Linked DNA regions of Homo sapiens: region 2 is linked to region 1. A link is a loop called in an ENCODE intact Hi-C map of the cell type or tissue named here. Cell type or tissue: CD14-positive monocyte. All regions are shown on one strand. Links, peaks and the distances in the headings refer to the core of each region. The heading gives the core; the rest is flanking DNA. Region 1 holds the start of LOC107986160 (a long non-coding RNA gene). Region 2 overlaps MCF2L2 (MCF.2 cell line derived transforming sequence-like 2).

The links. Hi-C counts contacts between places; a loop is a spot of excess contacts. Peaks named below come from ENCODE experiments on the same cell type or tissue, not always from the same donor. Only the 100,000 strongest peaks of a DNase experiment are listed, where the experiment ranks them.
Region 2: it touches region 1 in a loop (7-fold over the local background); 4 of 110 quality-filtered maps call a loop at or near these places.

The regions. Positions count from the first base shown.
Region 1 is chr3:183,276,645-183,292,389 of GRCh38, reverse strand. MCF2L2 (MCF.2 cell line derived transforming sequence-like 2) reads left to right here. Exons shown (of 30, transcript NM_015078.4): 14 at 3,170-3,270; 15 at 15,433-15,518. It overlaps LOC107986160 (a long non-coding RNA gene), which reads right to left and starts at 6,334. Exons shown (of 3, transcript XR_001741040.3): 1 at 6,184-6,334; 2 at 4,522-4,785. RefSeq lists enhancers at 6,099-6,158, 6,169-6,378, 5,866-7,065. In CD14-positive monocyte, for the core only: no CTCF peak of the experiment used is centred there; DNase peaks (open chromatin) are centred at 4,679, 5,009, 6,059 and 6,399; H3K4me3 peaks cover 913 bases; H3K27ac peaks cover 2,027 bases.
Region 2 is chr3:183,204,274-183,220,018 of GRCh38, reverse strand. It overlaps MCF2L2 (MCF.2 cell line derived transforming sequence-like 2), which reads left to right. Exons shown (of 30, transcript NM_015078.4): 21 at 95-163; 22 at 3,925-4,050; 23 at 12,196-12,411; 24 at 13,805-13,897; 25 at 14,065-14,143. Among named protein-coding and RNA genes, the nearest start is that of B3GNT5, 41 kb to the left of the region's middle. In CD14-positive monocyte, for the core only: no CTCF peak of the experiment used is centred there; DNase peaks (open chromatin) are centred at 7,278, 8,468, 8,968, 9,468 and 1 weaker place; H3K4me3 peaks cover 2,751 bases; H3K27ac peaks cover 3,217 bases.

The sequences.
Region 1 (15,745 bases), core at 2,721-10,720:
GAGAACGGGGTCTTGCTATATTGTCCAGGCAGGTTTCGAACTCCTGGGCTCAAGCTATCCTCCTGCCTCTGCCTCCCTAAGAGCTGGAATTACAGTTGTGAGCCACCATGCCTGGCCTGTTAGCAATAAATTCTTTCAGTTTTTGTTTATATGAAAATTGTGGGGTGTTTTGGTAATTCTCCATTTAGTACAATTTACGATCCCTTGTCTTCCACCATGTATCCTACTTTTTAGAAGTAAGCCTTGATAACATTTAGTGTATTTCTTTCCTGAATTTTTATCTGCAAACACACACACACACATCCACACACATACACTCTCACACACTTGCACACACATACCACAGACATACCCAAACATACACAGAGACATCCTTCTTAGATGATTGGAAACAGAACTTGGTTCTCTTGACCTTTCGTCTGTCCTCAAGCTAAACTATGTTCACATCTATGACTTGGCCTCATTCGTTGTTTCCAGGTACATATGTTTGTTTCAAGTAAATAAAGCAGGAATTACAGGGTTGTTTCTCAGCTTTTCAAATACAAGATTTCATAATAGATAACACTCCTTCCCAGAATAAATAGGTCTTTGTCAAGTCTGAACAGGTTGTCATTGACCTAAGTCAAACAACTAGCTCGTTTTGCAGAACAATCCTGCACTTTTGTTTTTGGTAAGTATCTACTGAGTGTGGACTCCAGCAAGTCACTAAAAGGATTTTCAAACATTTTTGTCTGATTCCTTAGTAACTGAGTCTGTGCCAAGATAAGCAATTGTATTTCACAGTATAAAGAAGATGTGTGGAGGGGCTTAAGAGCTGGAATTTCAGCTCTGACTCTTGTTAGCTGGATGCCTTGGCTACAACTTCTAACACCTCTGAAGTTCATAAGGAACGTGAAAAAACTTTTTAGTGCCATGTGGCAATAATAGCTAAAATGTGTTATGCATTGTATATGATCTACATTCTTCACAAATGAACTCATTAAAGCCTTATCACAGCCCTTTACTGTAGGATTTCTCATTTTTCCCTACTTTACAGATGAAAAAGGTAAGGTACAGAGGTGACTGTAATCATGTTTGTCTCGTGCATGGAAGAGCAAGGTTTGAACACTGGCAGTGTGGCTTCTGTGGCCCCGCCTTTCACTGCTTCACTCTACTTACAGTGTCAAGGACAGGCGCTTCTCAGTCATGGTGTCACAAATTATAGTGCATGCATTTCTAGCATCTAGTTATTGTGCCTGGAATCACTCACTTTATAGAGATCCCACAGAGAGGGAGGAGCCCAAAGGATTGTCTGTTATTACAAAGCAGCATTAATGGTAATATGTATAACCTGGGGTAGCAGTGTAATTTTCTGCGATTTTCAACATAACATCTATGAAAAACCCATAGAAAGCCCAAGCTGCTTCCAGTTGGCTCACAGAATGGAAGGGTTGGAAGGGGCCTCTGGAGATCAGATGGTCAACCTCCATCAAGTCTACCATAGCTAAGAATCAGGGTGATATATTGGTGGCATTCAATGAATGGCATTTTGGTCTTGGGACCTACAAATGCTAAAATTGGCTGGGCACAGTGGCTCACGCCTGTAATCCCAGCACTTTGGGAGGCCGAGGCAGGCAGATCATGAGGTCAAGAGAGTAAGACCATCCTGTCCAACGTGGTAAAACTCCGTCGCTACTAAAAATACAAAAATTAGCTGCGTATGGTGGTGCGCGCCTGTAGTCCCAGCTACTTGGGAGGCTGAGGCAGAAGAATCGCTTGAACCTGGGAGGCGGAGGTTGCAGTGAGCTGAGATCACACCACTGCACTCCAGCCTGGCGACAGAGCGAGACTCTGTCTCAAAAAAAAAAAGAAAGAAAGAAAGAAATGCTCAAATCCTGCCTGGGATTAATCATGTCTCCTGTGAGTTTCCCAAGGGACCAGCATATGCAAGGGTGGTGACTGTGACAAATAAGAATTCAAAGTACCTCTTATCTATTAGCCTTGTGGCCATCACCCACAATGCTTGGCAAAGCTGGTAAGGTGGGTTAGGAAGCCTTGAGGCCTTCTCCTCTCAAGTCCCAATTTTACTACCAAATGGCCATGGAGCTTGAAGAAAGGATATTTCCCAGGTGGGGAGAAGGGAGATAGAGTGGCCAAGAGAAAAGAGCAAGAGCAGCAGGCATGGCCATCCTCTTACAATACAATCATAGTATGATTGTGTGTGTACATGTATGTGTGTAAAAAGAGGGAGAGCATTTGAAAGAAGACTGTAAGGAAATATACTAAGTGATTGTGCTTCAGCGTTAAGAGTTTAGTGTTTTTCAGATTTTCTGTAATAAGCAAAAATTAATTACCTTTATAATGGAAAATATATTCAATACAATGTAGTACCTAGAATTTAGTCTTTGAATCCAAGAACAACATCAAGTGCAACATTATGCTGTACACATGATGCATGCCAAAGCAGCAGTGCATAAAAGAATCCATAAAGTTTGTAATATGGAAGACTTCATGAGGAAAGTGGCCTTTTTGTTTGTTTGTCTGTTTGTTTGTTTGAGATGGAGTCTAGCTCTGTTGCCCAGGCTGGAGTGCAGTGGCGCAATCTCAGCTCACCGCAACCTCCGCCTCCCAGGTTCAAGTGATTCTCCTGCCTCAGCCTCCCGAGTAACTAGGATTACAGGCACTTGCCACTGTTCCCGGATAATTTTTGTATTTTTAATAGAGACGGGATTTCACCATGTTGGCCGGGCTGGTCTCGAACTCCTGACCTCAGGTGATCTGCCCGCCTCAGCCTCCCAAAGTGCTGGGATTACAGGTGTGAGCCACCAAACCCAGCCAAAAGTGACCTTTTAGCTGGGCCTTAAAAATGGGAATGACAGAAAATCTACTATTCTTTACCACATTGCTATATGTACAGATTTGTTGTAGTTTAATGTTTCATATGGTGCTGGGTGTGACTTTTTTCTCTTCTGCTGAAATGTCAAGTCCCTGGAGTCAAGGATTCTATTTCTCCTCTGTGTCTCTCCTTCACCTCCAATTTCATCCAGCCCTAGGAAATCAACGCAGCAGCTCAAGTGAGCTTTTATAGTTAGCCACATTGACGTGGTCCAGCTATTTGTCCAAATCAGACAAAGTGCACTGAGTTATAGTTTATAAGTTAAATAACCACACTAATGGCAGGTTCTCTTAGTCCCTCTAGCTCGTCCTCTGAGAACGTCTGAGGAACCTTATACGGAGACAGAGTTGAACTCCCGGGGAAAGGAAGATGATGAGACTAAATTTGAAGTCAAGGTAAAATTACCTTTATTTTACTTATAGAACTTCCTGACAAGAGGGAAGATTGCTGTCACAATTATCAATAAATCAACAAATTGTGTTTCCTTAATCTGTACCTAAGGCACATAGCACAGACTAATGCTTTCAAGAACTGGGGTTTATAGGATTTTTTTTCTTTTCATCCTTTTCTTTCTTCTTAACGGCAGCTAGAAGTGAAAGCTATTTGGTCATGTATGTGATTATTGGTAGATACTGTTGTAGTAAAAGAAAAATCATTTTATTTATTTCTGTAATCTGCCTTCATATTTAAAATTGGCAGAACAGTGTATGGTTCATGTATAAAAAGAGCATGACAGGCCGGGCGCGGTGGTTCACGCCTGTAATCCCAGCACTTTGGGAGGCCGAGGTGGGAAGATCACGAGGTCAGGAGTTTGAGACCAGTCTGGCTAGCATGGTGAAACCTTGTCTCTACTAAAAATACAAAAATTAGATGGGCGTGGTGGCAGATGCCTGTAATCCCAGCTACTCAGGAGGCTGAGGCAGGAAAATTGCTTGAAACTGGAAGTTGGAGGTTACAGTGAGCAGAGACTGTGCCACTGTACTCCAGCCTGGGCAACAGAGCGAAACTATGTCTCAAAAAAAAAAAAAAAAAAGAGCATGACAAAATTGCACAGAGCTGCACACACACATGCACACACACAAGTGCGTGAATAACTGGTGAACCCTGAATAGGCTCTGTGGATTGTGCCAGTGTCAATTTCTTAGATGTTAACATTGGATGAGGTTTGGAGAAAGGGGACATGAGACTTTCCATTTCTTTGCAACCTCATGTGACTTAATATAATTATTTCAAAATAGAAGTTTAAAAAAAGCATAAGGTTTGGAATCAGGCAGATCTGGGTTTAAGCAACATAACCTCTTGAAACCTCAGTTTCTTGCTTGTACAAATGGGTATAACAACAGCTACCTCCTGAAAATATTTTGAGCACAAAATGAAAATTTGAAAATTGCTAAGCACTGTATAATTTTAAAGTAACATATATTTAGAAACTGAAGTGTATTTAATTGTGAATTGTGAATATAAGTTGCTGTATAGCAGCCCCCGAAGGGGTTCCCTTTCCCCTGCCTCACTAAAATTTAAATATTTGACTGGCTGAATGGTTCTGAAACCAGAGGCCATGGGCTCAAATGAACTTCAGCAACATTTATGATCCATCATCAATCCCCAAAGTATCTGAATATGAACCCCAGAGGAACTCCACTGACCTTGAAAGAGTCCGGAAGAAAGTGAGTTTTAGGCTTTTCTTCTTGGAGGCAGAAACAGAGTGGGAACGAGGGTTCTCAGCAGACTTTTCTTAGAGAGAGAGAAAGCTGCGTCCGTTTGCCAATTTGTTTAGTCATCCTGTATTCTGGGCAGATTAGGACGTAGCCACCGCTGTCCATAAATCCCTCCTGGTTGGAGGAATTGCATCACCATGTTTTCTCAAGTTAGGAAACTGTATGAAATTTCATACTGTCCTGATCAGCCACCTAAAAAAGTAAATAGCAATTTTTAAAAATAGATTCACCTGATTTAACACCCAGGAGGTCTGTGGAATCATTGAGTAATATTAAAAGGGTTTCATTGTGGTCCTCTTCAAAAGTGAACATCAGCCTATCCATTTCTGCACCCTGGACTTCTGGGAGAATGTCATCTCTGAAGGTGAGGACTGTGTCACATGATCACAGCTCAGATTTGGCCCCTGAGCTCATATGCTGCTGCCTTGACTCACGCCGTGATGTGAACTCACTTCCTATCTCTACGACCTACTTTGCCCATCTTCAGACAACATGTTTATGACCTGTACACTATAAAAATGCTACGGGAGTTTTAAGCATATGGAAGTTCTCATATAAAGGAATCCAAATTAGAGTGATTTATTTCAATAATTGTGAACAGTAAACAAGTGCTATTTTTTTGTTGTTGTTGTAAAAGAGAAACATAGACAGTGTAGGAGCAGCGGTGGGGATAGAATCAGAGGCCTGTAGGTGTGGAAAGTGTTGAGTAGAATCCAAGAAGCCCTAGTCACCCAACTTTTGGTTTCTTCCTTCTTTTGCCATGTTGTTTATTTAATTCAGACTCCAAACCCATCCTGTTAAGTTGCCATCTCCCTCTGTATTTAGGCAACTCACCAAACAGTATGGGTACTGTTAAACAAGCACAAGTCCATGTTACAATCATCCTTCTGTGCTTCAGTTGTTTTCTTCCTTATTGTTGATTTGTTTGCGTATTTAATGAAAAGCTTCTCCCACAACAGTGTATGTTAACAGTCAAGGTGGTGGAGGAAGCAGAGTAGGAACAGAGGCTGGTCAGATTTCTGCTTAGAAAGACCAAGGCTTTGGGAGGAAATGTAAGCAGAATCCATAAAGTCATGAACAACATGAGCAGGAAGAAAGTGGATTTGTGCACTAAATCCCCAAATCCTAGACTTGGGAATGAATTTAGGACCAATAAATGCAATTAGTGTTTCACACATTGTGTATTATAACCAGGGAAATTGTTATTCCAAAATATGTAAGAAAACTAGTAAGAAAAAGATAGGTTCAAAAAAAAGGTTTAGATTCATGTCTGTGTGGATCATGGATTATTAAAAGGGGGACAAATCAATTGACTAACATCAACAATAATCATTGCAGCTTGTGTTTAGTGGCCACTGTCCGAGAGAGATGGCCAGGTTGCATTGAGCATGCATCTAGCTCTGGGTGGCGATTCTGACATCCTTTTGGCCTTAGGTCTAGAACTCAAAGATGAAATGAAACCCAGCCAGTCTAGTAGAGTGAATCATAGCATTGTGATAAATGCCACCCCTTTGCCCTTGAGAGTAAATATACCGAGAAAAAAAATAGCTGTGAACCAAAACCATCTATAATACAGTCACTGATACTCACCACCTACAGCTAAAATTATGACATGGTTTGATCATGATCAGAGAAATCATTTCCTTTTCTGGAGGGGTGATCCTTGCCATGCTGGTTCTGGGGAGCTTGAGAAGCTAAACTTGACAGGGCAGCTGAGACTCTTCCGGGGCCATCTGGCAAGGGTGATGCCCTGCACTTGGCTCACTGACGTCATCTGGGAAAGCCCGGTGGTGGAAGCGATTCGCTGTGCTTGTTGGCAATAGTGATGTGACTATTTCCTGTTCTTCACTGGCTGAAAGGTGAAAGCATGACTCACGGGAACTGCTTTCCCCGGGCTGCCAACATCACAGCCTTTTTGTAAGCTGGAAATAAGTCAGAGGCTGACAATTTCTTTTTCCTAAATGTGGACCTACAGAATTAAGAAAGAGCTAGCAGTGTTCCTTTGGTGCCTGTTAAAGTTATTTAAAGGAGCAGAAGCCTATTCTGTGCTCCCAGAAGATGAAAAAAAAGAAAAAATAAAGTAACAAAAGCCTTTTCAGGATTCTGAGCAAAGAGCCTCCTAAATTAAAAAAATAAATAAATAAAAGTTTTTGAATGCAGGGGCTGGAAGGGAATGGAGAGGTGAGTGAAGGGTTGCTATCACTGGCTGAAGGCCAGACATTGTACTGGGTGCTGTGTGTACCTGAGTCCATCCCTAGTCCTCAGAACCTTGTGAGGATGATGTTTTCCGTTTTATCAGCAGTGCCATGAGACTCAGAGGTTGAGTTTCCCCAAGGGTCATACAACTAGTAAATGTTGGAGCTGGGATTTGAAACTAGCTGTTTACTAATCTGGCAGCTTACTTAACTACCTAACTTATCTATCTGATTATTTATTAATACTTAATGTACCCAACCAGCAGCTTATTTAATCTCTTGTGCCCTAAATGTCCTTTTCTGCCAAATGGTGATAAATCATAGCAATTTCACAGGTGGCTGATTAAATGAGAAATGTGTGGAAGCAGCTAGCACTGTACCTGACACCTAGCAGGATCTTGGTGAATTTTAGTTCCTCATTTAATCCTGTGTTTAGAGACAGAATTGTCAGTGTGAAAGATGAAAGAAGGTCAGATTCAGGTCTTATACAGAATTATCCTATTGTTGAATATGTACCTTACTGCCAAATGATAACAGATCAGGGGGCAAGTTCAGTTCCTTGTCTTCTCATTACTTTGACTCCCAAAAGTTTTATTAATATTTCTGATTCTCAACAAGAAAACTATTTGAATATAAACACACTTCAATGCTTGCCTTCTGTGATATTTGAAGTCTAGTCAGTGTCAGAGCTAATGGGAGATTCAGGGACGCCACCAAATCCTGGGGTGGCCCTCAGCCAAGTTCTCTGAAGTTTCCAGAACAAAGATTCTCATGGTTTCTTGTGTACCAGAGCTCTGAGAAGGTTATGAATTATGCAGATTCCCAGGGCCCCACTCTCTGAGATTCTAATTAGGGAGGTGTAGGGTCGGGTCCTGGAATCTAAATTTTTTTTTTTTTTTGGAGACAGAGTCTCACTTTGTTGCCCAAGCTGGAGTGCCATGGAGTGATCTCAGCTCACTGCAACTTCCGCCTCCCAGGTTCAAGTGATTCTCCTGCCTTAGCCTCTAGAGTAGCTGGGATTACAGGTGCCTGTCACCATGCCTGGCTAATTTTTGTATTTCTAGTAGAGACAGGGTTTCACCATGTTGCCCAGGCTGGTCTCGAACTCCTGACCTCAGGTGACCCACCTGGCTCAGCCTCCCAAAGTGCTGGGATTACAGGCGTGAGTCACCACACTCAGAATCTGAATTTTTAACTTACACGTTTGGTGACAAGAATGCAGGTGGTATAAAGATCTCACTCTTTGTAACATTGTCCTAGAGGTTACATTTATAGGTCATGAGGACTTGGGATAAAGGAGAACTCATTAAGTTGGATCTGGATTTCTCAGGCTAGTATAGGGTCTAAAGTTGAGAGGAGTGAGGTGGTGATTACATTAATCTATGAGAATGTATTTTTGTTGAGGGAGCTGAATAAGATAAAAGAGAGAATAACATTAAGATCAACGTTGGCCTTGCTCTTTCACCAATAAAGAAATGACATCACTAAAATATTTGGTGTGTTCAACTGGGTACATGGCTTATTCAGCTCAATTTAATATATACTAAGGCAATTGCTGTGAGTCATATGAAAATGATTGTATCATCAGGCCTAAACTCAGGAAACTTGAAACTTTCATGGGGGAAACAACATATTTCTAATAATTTATAATATAAAGCAGAATGACGTTTCTACAGTAAAAGGAATATATAATGTGGTAGAGAAAGTAATTCCTCACAAGGACATCAAGGATGGCTTTCAAAGGAGGTGGCATTTGAATTCAACTCTAAAGAATAAATAAGGCTGGTCGTGGTGGCTCACACCTGTAATCCCAGCACTTTGGGAGGCTGAGGTGGGTGGATCACCTGAGTTCAGGAGTTCAAGACCAGACTGACCAACATGGTGAAACCTCGTCTCTACTAAAAATACAAAAATTAGCTGGGCATGGTGGCGGGCACCTGTAATCCCAGCTACTCAGGAGGCTGAGGCAGGAGAATCACTTGAACCTGGGAGGCAGAGGGTGCAGTGAGCCAAGATGGTGCCACTGCTCTCCAGCCTGGGTGACAGAGTGAGACTCCATCTAAAAAAAAAAAAAGAATAAATAGAACTCTGAAAGGTGGGTAAGACACTGAAGGGCATTCCAGAATGAGGAAGGGTATAACATCTCAGAGGTCTAAAGGGCCTAGGCTATCCTGGGAATGGCTCAAGAATGCTGGGAAGGTAGATGAGAGACAGTTTACTGAGGCTTTGGTTGAGGAATGTTGACAGGAGGAGGAGGGCACCTGTGTATTACGAAGCTGACTCTGGTAGACAGTAAAGAGCAGGTTAGATGAAGGCAGGCAGGCTGACCAGCCGCTGGCAGTTGTCACAGTCAGCTGAGACATCAGTGGTGAGAGCTTACTAATAGCTATGGCAAAAAGAGGTGAGCAGAAATCATACCCATTGACTGAAACGTTCTCCCTAGTGGCTAGAACACGACTATCAGAGAAAATGTGTAGAATGAAGGAGGGGATCAAGGCAGAGAAGGTAGGGGGAGGAAGCATGATACCAAAGATAGTTTTGACGTTTCCATCTTGGATTCCTCATGGGATGAATTTGTTGGCCCGATAAAGTACTTAGGAAGAACATAAGAAGTAAAGGCTTATGACAGCTGAGTCCAGGTTGTGGGGGGTCTCATAGATTGTTAAGAGCACCTATACCCTCTGTCAGTTGGGGCTAATGCTGCCCCAGAGGCTGCAGCCCTGCCCACACCATTGATGCTACGATAGTCAACCCACTGGCCTTGTAGCTGTGTGGCAATTATTTGTAAACTAGCTTTGGGACCAAATTTGCTTGGACAAAGACTGGCCTAATAAAGTACTTTTCTGATTTGTGATTTTATTTATGGGTTAAGATTTACAGACATAAAAATTGTTACAATGAAATTTATCCATGGAGCTTAAAATCAGATGAAACCAAACAGCCTGAGAAGATTCAAAGATGTACGGGCAGCTTCCTTTCAGTGTCCTTGGCACACTTACTGCCTTTACATTTTCTTGGTTCGGGAATGGGAAAGAGTTATCACATAACATGTTTCTCACTTCCTGATATTTTAAACAGAATTACATATTTGCAAATTTATTAAAACATTTGCAGTCAGCTTTATAAGAAGATGTTTTTCCTGTAAACAAACTATTGCCAATAGCGTTTAGAGTATTAGTCCAGACGATGAGGTCAGGAGATCGAGACCATCCTGGCTAACATGGTGAAACCCCGTCTCTACTAAAAATACAAAAAATTAGCTGGGCGTGGTGGCGGGTGCCTGTAGTCCCAGCTACTCGGGAGGCTGAGGCAGGAGAATGGCATGAACCAGGGAGGCAGAGCTTGCAGTGAGCTGAGATTGCACCACTGTACCACAGCCTGGGCGACAGCACAAGACTCTGTCTCAAATAAAATAAAATAAAATAAAATAAATAATAATAATAATAAAAGCCAATTTAACCAGTAAGTAAATTGAACTCATTACTAACAATAGTAGCTGGGAAATTTAAGATCTTAGGGATTAAAAAGACCCTGAGGCTGGGGGTGGTGGCTCATGCCTGTAATCCCAGCGCTTTGGGAGGCTGAAGCAGGATGATCGCTTGAGCTCAGGAGTTCGAGGCTGCAAGCTTCAGGAAGCTATGATCACACCACTGCCCTTCAGCCTGGGTGACAGAGCAAGACCTTGTCTCAAAAAAAAAAAAAAAAAAAGACCCTGTGAAAATTTTGAAATAGGCAAAATTGCATTTAGGATCCAGTCTCTTATCTTTCTCTATTCATTTCTCATTTCCACAAAGCCTCAGGAACACTGAGGCTTGTTCCTCAAGCCTGCCCTTCCCCTCCAACGGGGCTTCAGTCCATACGATGTCCTAAAACCTTCCTCTCCTCATCCTTTCCTCCAGGAATCGCCCTCCCAAGGCAGCTGATCTGGACTAAAGGTAGAGGCAGTCTGAGCTAGTTCACCACAATGCATGAATGATGGGCAGTCCGAAAGCCCTTTAACTCTCCTGGAAATAGTTGTGGTTTTAAAAAGGGGACAGACTGCCCAGTTTTCCAAAGGAATATTTAAGTGGCTTTTGCGGCCAATGAAAATGGAAAGTAGGAAAAGAAGTGCTAGGAAGAGCCAGGGAGATGGAGCAAATAGGGCAGACAAACCATCTGTGAATGTGCTGCTAGGGTAGATTCTCTTCCTGTTCTCCATATCAAAACCCAGTGAGTTTCCAAAAAAAAAAAAAAAAAAAAGGTGAGGTTCCCCCTCTTTTGCCCGTCAGTTCTGGAGAGGAAGACAGAGCCACTCATTCCTGTGGCTAGTATTTTTTACTCTGGGGCTGCGTCATGTAGAACACCCTGGACTGAGGCTGTGGGCAAATGCCTTTGCCTTTATTTCCTTCCCTTCTTCTCACCCTTCTCCCCTGCATCCCATTTGGTAGAGAACGTTTTGATAATTATTGATTCTTACTTGACATACCTTTTCACTTTATTTCTCATTTCCATAATTAATTTACATAATTAATTAATTAAATTTACAATGCCAGAAAATGCTGAACCTTTAACATTTTATTATCATTCTCTATGCTTTAAACAAAGAAGGTGGCACGGGCCCTTGAAATCTGCTTTTTTTTCTCTCCTCAGAATTGGGCCTAATAGCTCCTGTTTTTAAGAAAATTGATTATAATAGTGAATAATACTTTCACCTTAAATTACCAGATACCCTTGTTTTTGTTTGTTTGTTTGCTTGTTTGTTTTTTTTTTTTTTTTTGACAGAGACTCACTCTGTTGCCCAGGCTGGAGTGCAGTGGCGTGATCTCAGCTCATTGCAACCTCCGTCTCCCGGGTTCAAGCGATTCTCCTGCCTCAGCCTCCCGAGTAGCTGGGAGTACAGGCGCGCACCACTATACCCAGCTAATTTTGTGTTTTTAGTAGAGATGGGGTTTCTCTATGTTGGCCAGGCTGATCTCGAACTCCTGACCACAGGTGATCTGCCCCACCTTGGCCTCCCAAAGCGCTAGGATTACAGGAGGGAGCCACCACGCCTGGCCCAGATACCCTTGCTTTAAAAGAGTTGGAACTGAAATCACTTTCTACACATTCCTAAAATCACAAAGTAAAATCATTTAACTTTGGGGAAAAGTTAATTTAATTTTGTTCAAAGGTTGGTATCTCCCCTTTAGGGAAGAAAAAAAAAACAATTTCAATAATCGATTGAAAATCAGCTATTGGGACTTTTCAAAATCTAAGTTTAAAAAGGGTTTATATGTCCTTTGGAGAAACTGGAAAAATATAATTTTTTTACAAAATTCCTCTAGGCGTTTTTTTCAATTTTGAGAGCATGCATTTCTTCAAAATATAGGGGAGAAAGAACAATTAGATTATAAGTGTTTTGGAAAGATGTAAGAAGTTACCTTTCAAGGTGCTCCTGGAGAGCCTGCGTGTTGGTAAGCGTCACTTTGAAACTGGAGAGGCTGGAAGTGGGGAGGTGGAGGTTTGTGGGGTGGATATGGGGGTTGGGGCTATGTGAGGGGAGTTGGACCCAGAGCAGTTCCCTGTCTCATTGCCACCCCCTCCTTTTTTTTTTTTGGAGACGGAATCTTGCTCTGTCGCCCAGGCTGGAGGGCAGTGGCACAATCTTGGTTCACTCAACCTCCACCTCCGGGTTCAAGTGACTTTCCTGCCTCAGCCTCCTGAGTAGCTGGGACTACAGACATGCGCCACTATGCCCGGCTAATTTTTGTATTTTTAGTAGAGACGGGTTTTCACCATGTTGGTCAGGCTGGTCTTGAACTCTTGACCTCGTGATCCACTCGCCTCGGCCTCCCGAAGTGCTGGGATTACAGGCGTGAGCCACCATGCCCAGCCAATTGTTGTATTTGTAACAGTGATCTGTGATCAGCAATCTTTTTTGCCATCTTTTTGCCACCCTTTTTCTTCAGGATAAAATGACCATAAGGGGAGAGGGGCTGTTCCGCCTGATTGGCCTCCCAATAGGGCAGGCCATGAATGACATCCCTTTCACAACAGCAGCTGGTTGCCAGCCCTCCCTCTCCTAGGTATACCCTAGGGGCAATTCAGGGTGAAGGAAGGGAAAAAGGATGCAGTGTCACAAGAAACGATTGTTGCTCTGATTTGGAAGAGTATCCTTTTATCATTCAATGGAGCTCATAAGGAATCCCTCACTAAGAAATATGGCAGCAATTGCTGAGTTAGTCTATGGTCAATTTTTTAGTCTACTATTTGAATAAAAGAAAGGTTTTACTTGAATATGCTCTCTTCCTCCTAGAGCTTTCAAAATGTGTAATTTTAAAATTTCCTAAAAGTACTTTGGCTACAATTCACCTTTCGTCTCAAAAAAAAAAGAAATAAAAAATTAAGCAAATAAAAATAAAAGATATCTCATCAGTTACGATGTAAATGAAAAAATGTGTGTGTGTATGTGTGTGTGTGTGTGTGTTATGTACTTCTTGTGAGTTGTGGTCAGGCTTTGAAAACCACTATGCTAGAACACAACTAATCTGTCTATACCTTAATAAAACATGGTATACTGTGCAGCTTTTATGAATGCAGTCTCTGGATCTGCTGTGGGTCCTTCTCATTGCATCCTCAATGGCACCAGTGTTATATTCCATTAGACTTGCTTGGCAGAGGAGACTCCCTCTACCTCCACACCAGCCATCTGACACATGTCAGCAGAGCAACGTGCCAAGGCATTTCTGCAAGCTCCTGAGGGCATCTCATGCATGACAAAATCTATAAATTAGGGAAATCTCATCATTCAGTGTAAAAGATGACAAGGTCCATTACCTACTCCTGAATCATTGTTATTTTTCCATCACTAGGTTATTATGAAATAAGACTCTATGATCCACCCTGCATACAATAGATCAACGGAGTTCGAAAGAGCACAATTCATTTTATAATTGGGAGCAGGTTTCACAGTGAGAGGAAATTTTGTTAGTAATAATGGTCACTCTTTATGAAGGGCCTGTATTACACGCTGGGGATCCAAAGATGAGTAAGACTGAGTTCAAAGTCCAGTGGGGAATTCAGGCATAGTAATGTCATAGATGAGAAACTGCAAAAGGATACAATGTAACATTCACTGCTGTATTAATTAGTTCAACTTTATATAGAAAATGTGAAGAAAGACTTTTGGTAGTGTGGTGAAAATAATTAGATTGAATTTGACTGGGACTGGTTCGAATTTGAATCCTGGGACTGATACTTACTTTTATGTACACACACACACACATACATAGTGGCTTTCAAAGCCTGACCACAACTCACAAGAAGTACATCATAACACACACACACACACACACACACAATTTTTTCATTTACATCGTAACTGATGAGATATCTTTTATTTTTATTTGTTTAATAAACAATATAATAAAAAATATATATATATATATATTTTTTCTTTTGAGACAGGGTCTCACTGTGTCGCCCAGACTGGAGTGCAGTGGTGCAATCTCAGCTCACCGCAACCTCTGCCTCCCAGGCTCAAGTGATTCTCCTGCCTCAGCCTCCCAAATAGCTGGATTACAGGTGCCTGCCACCATGCCCGGCTAATTTTTGTATTTTTAGTAGAGATGGGGTTTCACCATGTTGGCTAGGCTGGTCTTGAACTCCTGACCTCAAATGATCCACTGACCTCAGCCTCCTAAAGTGCTGGGATTACAGGCATGAGCCACTGCACCTGGCCAACTTTTATATATTGACACATGAAAAATATTATCTGGTCCCTAGTCAGATATATATATTAGAGGGAACTAAAATTTAGATTCTTATTGGACTGACATCCTATTTTAAAAGGAAAACATATATATATGTTTCCTCCACTTTAGGAGGCTGAGGTCAGTGGATCATTTGAGGTCAGGAGTTCAAGACCAGCCTAGCCAACATGGTGAAACCCCATCTCTACTATAAATACAAATATATATATATATATTTGGAATATAAGATTGCCATATTGTTTTAGAGCTGAATTGGCAAAACTAGTATCCCAGGTACTTCTTTAGTTAGACTTGTTATCACGCATCTGTGAAAGCCTACACTGGGCTTACTTCATCTCTGCCTCCAGCACTTTCTGGTCTCAGGGCGAGTGCAACTTTTCCAGACCTTGATTTCTTACAAGAAAAAAAAAAAGGAGATGTTGAATGCAGTGATCGCTTTACTGTCCTCTTATGAATCAATAGGGGTGGGGCAGTAAAGTATGAATAGCCCTTCATGATTAAGGGGAAAGGACACCTGCTTTTTTTTTTTTTTTTGGATATGGCATCTCGCTCTGTTGCTGAGGCTGGAGTGCAATGGTGTGATCTTGGCTCACTGCAACCTCCGCCTCCCAGGTTCGAGCAATTCTCCTGCCTCAGCCTCCAGAGTAGCTGGGATTACAGGCGCCTGCCACCACGCCCGGCCGATACCTGCTTTTGGGAAGGAGTTTTTAGTGTGCCTAAAGGAAGCCAAAAAGGGCAAACCATAATGGATCCAGAGTGGCTGGGGAAAACCTGAGAAAGCGGCATGAGAAACTGGATATTTTGCTTATCGAGAGACTCAAAACCAAAATCAAACACAGAAATTGGGAGAGAGAAAAATATAGATTAGGAGGTCCCTACAATATCAAATCTTACCAAAATTTCTTTCACTTCAGAGTGAAGAAATCTTTGAAAGCCATCATGAAAGGGGGAACCCTGAGCTGGAGCAGCAGGCCAGGCTCGGAGACCTTTCCCCCCGCAGGTAAGACTGCACATCCGTGGGTGCAGGGGGCGAGGGGGTGCGGGGCATGGGTGGCGAGGATCCTCTCTTTTACACCTCAGCACCTGTCTTTCCCAGATAAGAATCATAATATTTATCCTCTATACTAACCTTCATTTATGTACCTGAGAACAAAATTTGTGGATCCCACAAAAGCAACAAGCAAAAGAGCTTAAAGTGACATCTTAGAAACCAAACTTCTAAGAATA
Region 2 (15,745 bases), core at 4,721-12,720, 74 kb after region 1:
TGGCAGATAGTTTGCACAGTAGATTTTGTTGACAATCTACATTTTGATGGCAATGTACATTTTAATTTTCAACAAGACTTTTGGGTTAATGCAGGGTCTGCTGGATTTCGAGTCTCCTGAAGATATGGAGATAGACCCAGGTGAACTAGGAGGCTCGGCTAAGGTACTCAATATTAAATATTACATTTTATATAACTAACTATTAATGGTGTTTGTCTATGGGTCGGAGGATTTATAGCAATTTTACTTGGTGGTCTTTATTATCTAGATTTTCTAAAATAGTATGTATCCTATAACTCACAGTCAAGAAAAAAAACAAAAAAATTAAAGGCAATTTTAAAGTAGGGATTTGCAGCCCAAATGGAAGTGGTAATATATTTTCTTCCTTCCACATAATTTTTTTTTTTTTAGACAAAGTCTCACTCCATTGCACAGGCTGGAGTGCAATGGTGCAATCTTGGCTCACTGCAACCTCTGCCTCCCGGGTTCAAGCGATTCTCCTGCCTCAGCCTCCCAAGTAGCTGGGATTACAGGTGCCCGCCACCATGCACAGCTAATTTTTTTATTTTTAGTAGAGACGGGGTTTCGCCATGTTGGCCAGGCTGGTCTTGAACTCCTGACCTCAGATGATCCACCTGCCTCGGCCTCCCAAAGTGCTGGTATTACAGGCGTGAGCCACTGCACCCAGCCAAAAAAATTTTAATGGGAACAAAATTAAGCAAATACGTAAAATGCATACATAAAAGACTGGAAGTAAATAGATATGATAAAATGTCTGCTGTGGCTTTCCTGAATGGTAGGATTATGTTTTCTTCTTTGTACCTCTTAGTATATCTAATTTCTATATGTTATGCCTTGTTCTCCTCTGTGTGTGTGTGTGCGTGTGTGTGAACTCTAAGAGTCTGCCAAAGTTCCCTTAGAATAAATGGTGACCATGACCACACCAGGTTAGGAAGAAATCTGTGTTATAGCAGTGCGGTTTCTCTTCCCTTTCCTATAGAATATTCTGGTTTTAGCAAGAAACACTTGAGACATGTCTTATGGGGCAGTCATTTGCATGCCCTTTCTGCTCAGAATGGATGACAAGGACCTGTTGAAAACAGAAGCAGCTCAGGACACAGGTCATATTTTTACAGCCTGGAGCAAGAGGAGCTAGCCCTAGTTAGAGGAGTTTAATAATGTTTTAAAGGATTTTTCTGAACCCTACATTATACAGTTCAAAACCCTAGCCACCTCGTGTTTTGTGAAGGAGGGTTAGCGGAAGGAAGGGGGATGGGAAGAGGTGAGGATCTGAAAGGAAACTGAGCATTCAGTGTTTGGTAAGGAGGAAGATGCCTGGTATAAGAACTTTAAAAAAAAATTATTTCTTATTTTTTTATTTTTTTGAGACAGAGTCTCGCTCTGTCACCCAGACTGGAGTGCAATGGCGCAGTTTCGGCTCACTGCAACTCCGCCTCCCGGGTTCAAGCTATTATCCTGCCTCAGCCTCCTGAGTAGCTGGGATTACAGGCACCCGCCACCACGCCCGGCTAATTTTTGTTTTTAGTAGAGATGGGGTTTCACCACGTTGGTCAGGCTGGTCTCGATCTCGTGACCTCGTGATCCACTCCCCCCCTCGGCCTCCCAAAGTGCTGGGATTACAGGCGTGAGCCACTGCGCCCTGCCAAGAACTCTTAATCCCTTATTGATGTTGTTAAAATAAATTCAGGTGAGAGTCTGTTTTCTTTTACCAGGAAGCGAAGCTTCTTTATTATGAATGAGAAGCTACGAATCCATGATACGTTTTTCAGAGGCAGCAGCACGATCTATTCCATTCATCAGCCCTGTCACTCATGTCTCTCATCCAAAGATGCAAATACCCAGTGCTTCCGCATAGATTAAGAAAATATTAAACCCTGTGACTACATTGTGCTGTAGAGGACAAAAAGAGTCAGGGCCAGATGCGGAGCAGCAAAGGGGCTAGCTGTTCTTCACTGCAGAACTTGAGATGTTAAAAAAATACATTGAATAAACCAAAATTTTTTTATGTGTATTTACCAGGTAACAGATAAATACAGCATGTAGGTAGCAGGGAGATAAAATACCTCAAGCCCATGCAAAAGCCTTTAGAGCTGAAACAATCACCCCAATCACATCCTAAATGTCACTGTGGTTGTAATTGGAACATTGGTCTCTTTAATTAGTTACTGCTTTTCCGCTGAATGCTGAGTCTTTATGTTCGGGAGGTGCAGAGCGCTGGCTTATCTCTTTGGCATCTTTAATGGTGGTGCAATGTGGGGAGGGCCAGGGACAAGTGGAGGAAGGAAGGACAGAGTTGGGGGAGATTCAGTGTGGAAATATGATGTTATAGCTTTTACATGTAAATCATTAGTAAATTTCCACTTAGCAGCCTCTATGGAGTTCTTTGTCTCTATAGGAGTTTACAAATGTCCTCCTCTGGGATGATTTTAAGTATAATTTTTCCCACAGGAATAAGGCTTCCACATTAAATATAGGAATATGATACTCAGATTGTATTCTTTTTCTTTTTCTTTTTTCTTTTTTTGTGAGACAAGGTCTCACTTTGTTGCCCAGGCTGGAGTGCAGTGGCGCAATCTTGGCTCACTGCAAACTCCACCTCCCGTGTTCAAGCAATCCTCCTGCCTCAGCCTCCTGAGTAGCTGGGATTACAGGCACACACCACCACACCCAGCTACTTTTTTTTTTTTTTTTTTTTTTTTTTTTGAGACGGGGTTTCACTCTTGTTACCCAGGCTGGAGTGCAATGACACAATCTGGGCTCACTGCAACCTCCGCCTCCTGGGTTCAAGCTGTTCTCCTGCCTCAACCTCCCAAGTAGCTGGGATTACAGGCGCCCACCACCACACTAAGCTAATTTTTGTATTTTTAGTAGAGACGGGGTTTCACCATGTTAGCCAGGCTGGGCTCAAACTCCTGACCTCAAGTGCTCTGCCTGTCTCAGCCTCCCAAAGTGCTGGGATTACAGGCATGAGCCACCCGCCCGGCCATATGGTATTTTTTTTTTCAGTAAGCCCCAGGGAATAGGGGTATAAAAGAGAGAGAAGCCTATTTAAAAGGAGCTAGGTTTTTCCATGCTTTAAAAAAGCTAAATTCTGGCCAGGCACAGTGGCTTACGCCTGTAATCCCAGCACTTTAGGAGGCCAAGGTGGGTGGATCACCTGAGGTTAGGAGTTTGAGAACAGCCTGGTCAACATGGCGAAACTCCGTCTCTACTAAAAATACAAAAATTAGCCAGGCATGGTGGCGCACACCTGTAATCCCAGCTACTCGGGAGGCTGAGACAGGAGAATTGCTTGAATCCAGGAGGCAGAGGTTGCAGCGAGCCGAGATCGTGCCTCTGCACTCCAGCCTGGGTGACAGAGTGAAACTCTCTCTCGCTCTCAAAAAAAAAAAAAAAAAAAAAAAAAAAAAAAAAAAATATATATATATATATATATATATATATAATATATATACTTATATTTTATATAATATATAATATATAAATATTTAATATATATAATTAATATATAAACATATAATTATATATTAATATATAAATATTTAATATACTATATAAATATTTATATAATATATATACACATAAGAAACATATAGAATTCAGCTATATAGCTGAATTCTATATGTTTCTTATGTAGCAGGAATATAATTTCCATGATTTATGAACTTCATTCGTCACTAGTACAATGCACAGAGGTAGATGATTTTGCTTGTCTCTATGCCGTATACCTAAATCAGTAAGCATCTTTAGCCACCATGCTTTGGGAGCAGGGAGACAGATCAATATCCACCCTTCTCAGTCAGGGTTGGCTGGATCCCTGGCTCCTCATCTCTGTCCTGTTTTCCTTCTTCACTTTGCAGATGGTATACTTTTGATTTCCAACAAGGCATTTGTTTTCCACAGGATGGGCCAAAGAGAACCAAAGATTCAGCATTCTCAACTGAACTACAACAAGCTTTGGCAGTGATAGAGGATTTGATCAAGTCCTGTGAGTTGGCTGTGGACCTAGCAGCAGTGACTGAATGTCCGGTATGTTCCATAGTAGTGTTAGAGCATCTCACACAAAAGGCAGGTGCAATACTACACAGTGAGGAAATGCTCTGGCAAAGTCAGAGAGATCGTCTATGGTAAAGGAATTGGACTCTGAGGACAGTCGCCTAAATTGCTCAGTAAACCCGCACTACAAGATTCCAAGCTGTCCCTTGGCATCTTCAGGAATCTTGGATTTATTCCTCAGGGTTCTGAATGTGGGACTGACCCACTGTCTGGACAAACCAGAAAGTCAAGGGCCAGAACATATATGGGCAGAGGAAAAGTCCTGGAGGAGCAATTTATTTTCTAACTCATGGCACTATTAAAATAGTAAAAGATTTGTCTTCTTGTTTCAGAGTTTCTCTAAGAAAAGTATTTTGGAAACAGGTCCTATATTCTTGCCCCAATTTTATATCACAGATCCCAGAAGAGGCCCCAAAAGTATATAGTGTACATGCATTAATCCAAATAGTCTAAAGAAAACCCAAGAGATGCAGTTAGAGGCCAATGCTGGGGAGTTGAGCTCCAGCGTCAGTGTTAATCCGGAGCAGGCTGGTCCCAGGCATTCCAGGCAAAACATCCCCTATAACTGTATGATCTCTTTGAGACTGGAGCATAGTTAATATTCGACTTGTTTTGTTTTTTACTTTGAAGTACTCTAGATTTTTATTCAGATGTGTTTGTTTTATTTCACTGTCATAATAAATTACCATAAGCTTGGTGGCTTAGAGCAGCACAAATTCATTATTATTATTATTTTGAAGTTCCAAGGTCAGAAGTTCAACACAGTCTCATGGGCTAAAATCAAGGTGTTTCCTTTCCTTTTTGGAGTCTAGCATCTGTCTCCTGGAATTTTCCAGCTTAAAAAGGCCACCCACGCTCCATGGCTCATGGCTTCTATGAGCAGAGGTAATAAAGCACAAACCAGCAATGGCAGGTTGGGTTCTTCTTCTTTTTGTTTGTTTGTTTTTGAGACAGAGTCTTGCTCTGTCGCCCAGGCTGGAGTGTAATGGCATGATCTCAGCTCACTGCAACCTCTGCCCGCCAGGTTCAAGCGATTCTCCTGTCCCAGCCTCCTGAGTAGCTGGGACTACAGGCACTTGCCACCACACCTTGCTAATTTTTTTTTTTTTTTGTATTTTTAGTAGAGACGGGGCTTCTCCATGTTGGTCAGGCTGGTCTCGAACTCCTGACCTCGTGATCCACCCATCTCCGCCTCCCAAAGTGCTGGGATTACAGGTGAGAGCCATCGTGCCCGGCCAAGTTTTTCTTACATCACATCTCTGTGACCCCCTCTTCTGCGTTTTTGTCACTTGTGATTATATTATACTTTTTCCTTCTCTTTTTTTTTCTTTTCATTTTTATTTGGTTTTGAACATACCATGTATTGAGGTCTTGGTAGAGGAAATGACTTTTCTTTCCTTGTCATAAATCAAACCATGAAAGTTATTAAGGTCCGAAAAATGAGTTATTTTTACTTCCCACGCTGGTATTTCTTGGGCCTGGATCTCAGAAACTTAGCCCCATGGGGTTTGCTGTGATCCCAGCCATGATGCTGTTACTGTCCCCTGGGACTCCAAGGTGTCTCTGATGACAACTGATGCATGATTCAAGAGGATATGCATAAACTGCAGAGTAGGGTTAGGGTGTGTATAAGGATCATTTTCTTGGTAATAATTCTTCTTTCTTCGCCTGAGGAAAGTCAAGGGAACAATTTGTTAGGTCAATCCAGGGCATCTTTCTGTTCCTTTTTAAATCTTGAATTACGTATTAGACATCCCTATTAAATTTCATTTCCCTGAATCTAATGAATGTCCTGGAAACAATACACAGGGCAGGAAACAGTGTAAATAACATAGGAGGAGGAGGCTGTGAGAAAAGAATGGTTAAAACATGAGCAAATAACATTCTGCCCTAATTTCATTCCCAGCCAGTTTGCATGCAAATAGGATGAACCAGCTTACAGAATTTGGAGATTTTACACGCAAAAAGCAAAGGACCTTTTTTGACCATGTGTCCTCAGAATTGTGCCTCTGCCAGATGCTTTTTGGTACCTTTTCTACTAAGACTTAACTTACTTTTACATCTAATACATCAGCTAATTTCTCCTGACAGTTTTGTATAATCCTGTTGAATTATGGAGGAGTAGATATTGGAATTTTCAACCTTCTGATTCAAAAGAAGATCCATGGAAAGAAGAGTTAACTCACTCAAGATTACATGGCTGTCACCTTGGACTATTTCTTGTTCATTCCCTATCAGGGTGCTATTCCACTCTTTATCTGTTTCTGATTAGAATTGACTGACAACTGCCTCTAACTCAGCTCAAATGATTCTGAGATTCTTTGTCTCCATTTTGTAGAGTTTTATTACAGGTGTTTATGATCACCTGTAATAAATTACAGCTATATGCATGGCTGAGTCCAGTTTAACCTCTTAGTTTCTCTGCTTGAAATTTAATATTAACCTGGTTTTATAAAGGAAAGAAATTGAATGTGATAATTAAATTATCACAATTAAACAACTAGAAAGCAACTAGAAAAAAATCCCTTCTGATATTTATATTTTCTTGTTTTTCTGTGTACTCAATTAGTCCTGGGTCTAATTTAATCACAGAAGTTTAAAATTCTTTTCCAAACAAGTTTGTTTTGTGGAACACTGAGTTATAATTTACTTCTATCTATTTGCAAAAAAAAAACAAAAGTTTTTTTTTTTTTCAAATCCAATGCATATTAGAGATGCATTTAAATTCTGACTTGCCAGGGATAAGTTCCAAAGTTGACTTGTAAAGATTGAATGAAACAGTCTTCCTTTTTGGAACAAATTTATATAAACCACTAAAGGATGTACTTGTATTGTAAGTTCATTGTGAGCTAGGGCCAGGATTTTATTTCTATTTCAGTTTCCTCTTTCCTTACCACAGTGTTAGCTGCAGAGATAGGGCTAAGTAAATAATCCTAGTGACCCAGGCAAAGTATCTTCTTCATTCCCCACCCCCCCACCCCCCCCACCCCCCCACAATACCTATATTACAGGCGGTTGCCGGGAGTAAGTGAGAATTAAATGATGGGTAAGGCACCAAGCACTGTGCCTGGCGCCCAACAGATGCCGAATAAACAGCCCTAGTGGTACGTTATATGGGGACCTGCTCAAGCTGGAAAGGAAGATACCTCTTTGCCCCTGACTATTGTAATCACAGGCTCCCACAGCTTCTGCTTTTCATTTCTGGACTCAGGCTCTGTGTGGACGCATTTATACAGATGTTTCCTGCTTCTTTGTGCAGTAAGTTTGTGACAGTCATATTAACTCTTACTACCTGGAATGGAAACACGGGCACCCAAAAGAAGCTCTTGCTGAGGCCAGCTTCCCTAGATTCACTCTCTCAGCCAGACTCTTCATTTGGCCAATGTAGTCACATTTGAAATCCTTGTATCGGGGCTCTTACCTGCAGAATGCCCAGGTGTGAAAGTGGTAGCATTTACTAATTGATTTTGCTATCACTTCTTGTACAGAGGAGGCCATCTAACTTATCGCTCGCTCATTTGAGGTAGCCGCTATGTTCCATCTCTGAGTTCACAACCATCAGGTTCTTCCACACACCGTGTGACATGGCCACACTTCTTTGTTACTGGTGGAAAACAGTTGGAAGTATATTCGTTTCCTAGGGCTGATGTCGCAAGGAACCACAAAGTACGTGACTTAAAACAACAGAAATTTATTCCCTCACAGTTTTGACGGCTAGACGTCCAAAGGCAAGGTGAGAGCAGGCCCACGTTCCCTCTGAGGGCTCTCAGGAAGAATCCTTCCTTACCTCGTCTGAGCTTCTGGTGACTGCCGGCAATTCTTGGAGTTCCTTGGCTGACAGCTGTGCCACTCCAATTTCTGCCTCTGCCTTTGCATGGCTGTTCCCTCAGCGTGCGTCTCCATTTCTTTGTTTTCTTTTTTTATAAGGATACCAGTCATTGGATTTGGACCCATCCTAACCCAGGGCAACCCCATCTTAACCAATTGTATCTGCAAAGACCCTCTTTCCGAATAAGATCATATTTTGAGGGTCTCATAGACATGAGTTTTTGGGGGAACACTATTCAACCCAGTACAGGGGCGTCGCTGAATGAACTCCTTGGATAAATCAATATTCCCTCACAGTGATGAGTATTTTGTTTCCTGTCCCCTACTCCCAAGCACCACTAAATGCCAATAAATAAATAAATACTAGGGAATGCCAATAAATAAATAAATACTGGTGAACACGTATCTGAAAGAGGTTGTGCAACGTGGTCTCCGACCTTGAGATCAACTACAGTCTAGTTGGAAAGAAAAGGTACACGTGACGGAAAAGGTCATTCTTGCTCCTGCTCAGGGAATGTCCCTGCAGCTTCCTGTTGGAGGCGGAGCAGCTCCACACAGCACAGTGAACAGTGTGTGTGCCTGCCCTTGGTCAGCACCGTGTAGGGCATGTGCTCACCCGCTGGAGATCGGACCTTGGGCGTGGAGATGGGCAATACCGTCATATGTGTGGTCCTGAGAACATTTGTGCAACATGACCCAGAGGATATGTGCCCATATGTTTCTGCCAGACTTGAAAGACCCAGCGACTCCCCCCGAGTCACTTCCAGTAATAATGGGCTTACTGGAAAGCTGACCTGCAGCTTCTCAAGAAGTCACGATGGCAAAGCCAAGTTCGCGGAGATGGGAACTGAGCAAACCCAGGATCCACAGCACCTCTGGGGCCTGGGCCTGGGGAGGGAGCCGGGGTTCTTACCTGTGTGACCCGCCTGTATATGTCAAGTGCACCCACATGCCTGCTCGCCCCCCCTCTTACCACCTACTGACTGTTTTTTTCCCTTCCGTCAGTTTCTTCCTCTTCCTCATAATTTCTAATGACTCACCTTCTTCATAGTTCTGTTTCCTTCTCGTTTATTCCACTGCCTGCTTTCCCCTAAAGCATCTCACAGCCCCGTCTCCTGCTGGTCACCACTTCCTCCTGTTTTCTTCAGTTCAGGGAGAGATCACATTGCCAACCCCCAACCCTGGCACATTGTTTTTATGCTGGGGGCCCTATGGTCAGCTGCTGGTACCTCTCTGGATTCACATCCTCTGATTACTTGCCTATGAAGGTGCAGCAGCATGGCTGTGGATGGGGTGATGAGGAAAGTTCAGAGGTAATAAAGCACAAACCTTGCTGCCTGAGGCTGCCTCTTCAGCATTTCTGGTTGGGGCTGTTTCCTCTACAATAGCCTTGTGGATGCCTTAACTCACGTCACCCCATCTTCACAAGTCATTAGAGAGTGTACACCTCGACTTATTCCCCCTTCCCCTATCATCCTAGCCTCTTCTAGAATTACTTTGACAGCTGAGCCTCCACACTGACCAAATGTGTTCTTACAAGCAGCTTTACCTAAAACATGTTCCTCTTTCTATCATAGGGCGTGGTTGAGGATGTTGCTCAGTGACAACATATCACTGGGAGAAATGTTTCTTATGTCTTAGTAGGAATAGCTGTGCTTTTCCTGAACAACCGGTTTGTGTATGTCTTCAGACATAATAAATCGTACCACTCACCATGTTTCCCTCTGTATTGCTATTAGAAAGTCAGAGCCAAGTTTACATCAAGTTTAAATGGCTTTATTATATGCATTTTACATATAACCTCTTCATCTTTTCTTTTATCTTCTACACCTTCTGGAACAGTTCATCTGATTTATTGTCTTTATATTTAGGGATGGTGATCTCCCTATGTTGCCCAGGCTGGCCTCAAACTCCTGGACTCAAGTGATCCTCCTGCCTCAGCCTCCCAAGTAGTTGCGACTACAGGCAGGCGCCAAGCTCCCAACTTCTTTATTTTTTCTTCACCTTAATTCCCTCGGTTATTTTCTATCTGTCTATACTGTATATATTTCTGTAAGATGCGTCGAATGTTTAAAATGAGGTAGAGAGTGAATACATTGTAAGATAGAAACTACAAGTTTGAATATCCCTTAGCCAAAATGCTTGAGGCCAAAAGTGTTTTGGAGTTTTTTTTTTTTTAGGGGAGGATTGGAGTATTTGCATACGTACTGAGTTATGTTGCAGATGGAACCCAAGTGTAAACACGAAATTCATTTATGTTTCATGACACCTTATACACATAGACTGAAGGTAATTTTACATATTTTAAATAATTTAGTGCATGAAGGCCGGGAGCAGTGGCTTATGCCTGTAATCCCAGCACTTTGGGAGGCTGAGGTGGGCAGATCACCAGAGGTCAGGAGTTCGAGACCAGCCTGGCCAACATGCTGAAACCCTGGCTCTACTAAAAATACAAAAATTAGCCGGGCATGGTAATGCACGCCTGTAATCCAAGCTACTCGGGAGGATGAGGCAGGAGAGTCCCTTGAACTCAGGAGACAGAGGTTGCGGTGAGCCAAGGTCGTGCCACTCTACTGCAGCCTTGGCAACAGAGTAAGACTCCGTCTCAAAAAAATAAAAAATAAAAAATAATTTTGTGCGTGAAGCAAAATTTTGACTGTGTTTTGACTGCCACCCATCACATGTGGTCAGGTATGGAATTTTTCACCTCCAGTGTCATACTGGTTCTCAGAAAGTTCCAGATTTTGGAGGATTTCAGATTTTTTAAATTATGGATGCTCAACCTGTGCTGATAACATTTGTTTATGTGGCAAATATTAAGTATCTACTTCTACCAGTTGCCTTTACTAAAACATATTTCCTGCACTATTTATGTCGATATTGATTATGAATTGAATGGATTTAAAGGAAAAAGCAGTCACTAAGGTCTGTAGTGATTACATTTGAGTGGGTCCTTGATGGATGCAGATAGAGTGAAAAAATTCTCCAGGGTCCTCATGGACCTATCCACCCTTCTGTTTTGGAATGTGGTGAACTGTTAACACAGAACAGGAGCATTGGCTTTTAGGAAAGAAGGCCTCGTGGCTGGGAGTTTGAGGGTTTTATTCACCACAGTCTACATATGTAAATTTTCCAAAGAAGAAAATAGAAAATTAACATAGGAAATAACGCCATAGACACCATAGAAATGACTAGAGTTTATTGCTCTTGAAGTTTTTCTTTTAATGTTTCAGAAGTAAAGTCAATTCCTTTTTAAAAAAGATACCTAGAGTTTGCCCAACATATAAACAATAAATTATAAAAATGCCCAATCAATTATGAATGAAGTACATATTTCCAGTATTAACTCAGAAATCATAGGGATTGATCTCAGCTAGAGGTCACTTAGGGAGATTTCTTTGTCTTGGTCCCCTTCAAATAATTTGTTCCTTTTGGTGTTTTTATTCAGGGAAATGAATTCTTATCTGCTTTAAGCAATCGAAGTTTTGAAAAATACCAGATAAAATGCCTCGCTCCCAGCTCATCTTGGTCCACTGTCTTTTGAAGAGAGCTCAGAGAAGGCAGGGTCATCTCATTTGGACTTTCAACCAGACATATGACAAAGGCAGCCTTGCTGGTGGAGACAGGGGCATCACAGTTTATGCCTAGAGTCAAACAGACTTCTTAAAAATCTGTCATTTGGTATTATCTTGGCACTGTTGACTCACTCTGAAAAACTCAGAGTTGAATGCAGTTACTATTTCCATTACAATGTTGTGAAGATTAGATCACAGTAAACTTTCTCTTTTCAGAACAAGCTTCATTTTCTCAGGTCCTCATATACCTGAAGCAGAAGTTAGGATGCAGATGGAACACACAGATGCTCATGGGTCCGCAATGCAGCCAAAATTCTATCTCTACTGGACATAATTGAAATGTTAATTTCTTGTCCCTTTGAAGGAGACTGTCATGTATCAAACATAGCACAGAGGAAATTGAATTCTGCTAGTTAAAATTGAGTCAAAAATATCACAGTCCCCGTATCTCTAGCTCAAGCATTTCTAACATTCTTTATGTATAGCATTACCTTTCATAGCTGAATTGATTTCCTTATATAACTAAATGGCACCACGCTCAGTGAAGCTCAAAAAATTGTCGTTTTGATTTAGTGACAGACCAGCCTGAATAGCACTTTTAGAATTGTAAACCTCAAAGAAGCATGCTTTATAAAATTTGAAAACAGGCCACAAAGGCTTCTTTCTCTGTCAAGTAATTTTACAGCTTCTTTTCCTGTATGTGTGTTTCCAAAAGGACGATATTGGAAAACTAGGCAAGCTGTTGCTGCACGGCCCTTTCAGCGTCTGGACAATTCACAAGGATCGTTATAAAATGAAGGATTTGATTCGATTTAAACCCAGCCAGAGGCAAATCTACCTATTTGAAAGGGGAATAGTGTTCTGTAAGATACGAATGGAGCCTGGGGACCAGGGATTATCTCCTCATTACAGCTTCAAGAAGACCATGAAGGTAAAGGGAGTCCTATTGCATCTGGGAGTCGCCCTATGCAGAAAAGAGAGAGATCGTTTTCCTTATTTTACAGATGAGGAAGCTGCAGTGTAGAGAGGTGAAGTTAACTTGCCAAATACCACACCACAGGGCTAGAATCCATAGCCGGGTCTGTCTGACTCCAGGGTCAGAGCTTATGGGCCAGGGCTGGCATAGGAGTGCCTTTGTACTAGAGAAAAAAGACTATATGGCAGCCAGTCTGGACAAACTAATTAGTAAAAGTACCCTCTTTCTTCCAGGCAAAGAGGTAAAAGAGAGTTGAAAGACTTAGTGATGAGAACATGGGCTGGATTTCATCTTAGACTTGTCCTTCTCAACGGTGTATCTTTGTGTCTAAGTGCAGGCATTGTCCTGACCTTGGGGTCTAAGGCACCCAGGCCCACACCAAGCATTGTTTTCTCACCTGTTTAGAAACTGTTTCATAGCCAGTTAGCTCTCAGGCTATGAAACACACACACCCACATACAGGAGCCACACCCATATATATTTATGCTGTTGTGATTAAAGCTGTTAATTTGTTCATAGTAGCCTTTGTTTTCTTTCTCCCCTTCCTTCCTTCCTTCCTCCCTCCCTTCCTTCCTCCCTCCCTCCCTCCCTTCCTTCCTTCCTTCCTTCCTTCCTTCCTTCCTTCCTTCCTTCCTTCCTTCCTTCCTTTCTTTCTTTCTGTCTTTCTTTCTTGTCTTTCTTTCTTTCTTTTCTTTCGACAGAGTTTTGCTCTTGTTGCCCAGGCTGGAGTGCAATGGCATGATCTTGGCTAACTGCAACCTCCACCTCCCGGGTTCAAGCAATTCTGCCTCAGCCTCCCAGGTAGCTGGGATTACAGGCACGCACCAGCATGCCCAGCTAATTTTGTATTTTTAGTAGAGACAGGGTTTCACCATGTTGGTCAGGCTGGTCTCGAACTCCTGACCTCAGGTGATCCGCCCACCTAGGCCTCCCAAAGTGCTGGAATTACAGGACTGATTACAGAGGCATGAGCCACCATACCTGGCCTTGTTATTTATGTTTCTGAATAGATCCTTATTCAGTTACTATTACGTAGAAAGTTGTAAAATACACGTTGAAGGAGAAATGATCTCTTCACTGAAAGGTTGAGGGCTGCAGCGCCTCCTGCATAAAGATACAGTAGAAAGTTAACAGTCTGTGTTACCTTCTGAAACAGATGAGACAGAAGACACTGTACCAGATTGTGTTTTATGCTGTCTTGGAGTCATTAAGAGAGGAAAGCAAAAACTTGAAAGGAAGATGAAAGAAGAGAGCTGTCAAGGATAGAAAGGATTAGAGTGATTGACAGGGACTATTTTAAAATCAGAAAACGATGGTATAGAACATTTCTCTTCCCTCTTTATAATAGCTGATGACACTTTCAATTCGCCAGCTTGGAAGGGGGAGCCATAGAAAGTTTGAGATTGCCAGTCGAAATGGACTTGAGAAATACATCCTGCAGGTAACGCTCATGCCTTCCCCATGGGTCTCCTCTACTCTTTCCTTATTGTGTTCCCATGACTTGACAAGTGTTTTCTATCTCATTAGTCTAACGGTCACTGGGAGAATAAAAACTCTGCAATTAATACTCATGGTAGTCTTATAGTGTTTTCTTATGTGTGATTGCAGGCAGCTTCAAAAGAAATCAGAGACTGTTGGTTTTCAGAAATAAGTAAATTATTGATGGAACAACAAAATAATATCAAAGGTAGGTTACCCCTGCTGACTTTCGTCTGTCGAGTTATACTGATTTCAGCTCAGTGGGGGATGTGCAAATTGGGGATATTGTGAAAGAAAATGGTTTGCTGGGAAAACAACTGTGGCCACATTTTCACAGTCCCTGGAAGCACCTATGCTTGATTTCCACTGTGGTGGAGGTGGAGGGGTTGTGTGATTGTGTGTGGTTGTGTTGGTTTGTCCCTTTTGGTTGTGTTCCCCCCACCACTTAATTGCCAAGGTCACCTTTAATCAAAAATCTGATGGCCACCCAAGAAAATGTTAACAGAGATTCAAATGGCCAATGCTACCTTTCAGACACTGTACTACTTTTTTTAAAACATCAAGATATAATTAACATGCCATCAAATTCACTGTCTAAAATATACAATTCAGTGGGTTTTAGATTATTCACAAGGCTCAATAACCATCCCCAGTCTAATTCTATTTTTTTACTTCTTACTTTTGTTTTTTGTTTTGTTTTGTTTTGAGATGGAGTTTTTGCTCTTGTCGCCCAGGCTGGAGTGCAGTGGCACCATCTGGGCTCACTGCAACCTCTGCCTCCCAGGTTCAAGTGATTCTCCTGCCTCAGCCTCCCGAATAGCTGGGACTACAGGCGCGCCAACACGCCTGGCTAATTTGTGTGTTTGTAGTAGAGACAGGGTGTCACCATGTTGGGCAGGATGGTCTTGATCTCCTGACCTTATGATCTGCCTGCCTCGGCCTCCCAAAGTGCTGGGATTACAGGTGTGAGCCACTGCGCCCAGCTGTTTTTTGTTTTAAAGTATTTAACAGCCTAATTCTAATTATACTTCCAAAATATTTTCATAACTCTCCCAACAAAAAAATTCTGTACCAATTAGCAATCATTCTCCATCTCTCACCTTTACCCAGCCCCTGGCAATCACTAATGTATTTCCTGTCTCTATTGGATGTTTTCTCTACACATCACATATATGGCCCTTTCTGTCTAGCTTCTTTCACTTTGCGTATTTTTTTAAGTTTCATTTATGTTGTAGTATCTATCAGTACTTCATACCTTTTTATGGCTGAGTAACAGTCCATTGTATGGATATACCATCTTTGTTTATCCATTCATTAGTTGATGAAGATTTGGGGTTTTTCCCCTTTTTGGATACTGTAAGTAAAGCTGCTGTAGATATTTTTGTACAGATTTTTGTATGAATCTTTATTTCCAGTTTTCTTTGGTGTATATATGTAGAATTGCCAGACCATATGGTAACTTTTGTTAACTTTCTGAGGAACTTCCAAATCATCTTTCAAAACAGTACCACCATTTCACATTCACACCAGCAATATAATAGTTGGGTTCAATTTTCTCCATTTCCTTACTAACACTTGTATTGTTCATTATAATAACATTATTATTATTATTATTATTATCATTGCCATCCTAGTGGGCATGTACTAGTATCTCATTGTGATTTTGATTTACATTTCCCTCATGGCTAGTGATGTTGAGCATCTTTTAACATGCATATTGGCCATTGGTATATCTTCTTTGTAGAAATGTCAGTTAACTCATTTGTATGTTTTTTAATTGGCTTGTCATTTTATGGTTGAATTGTAAGAG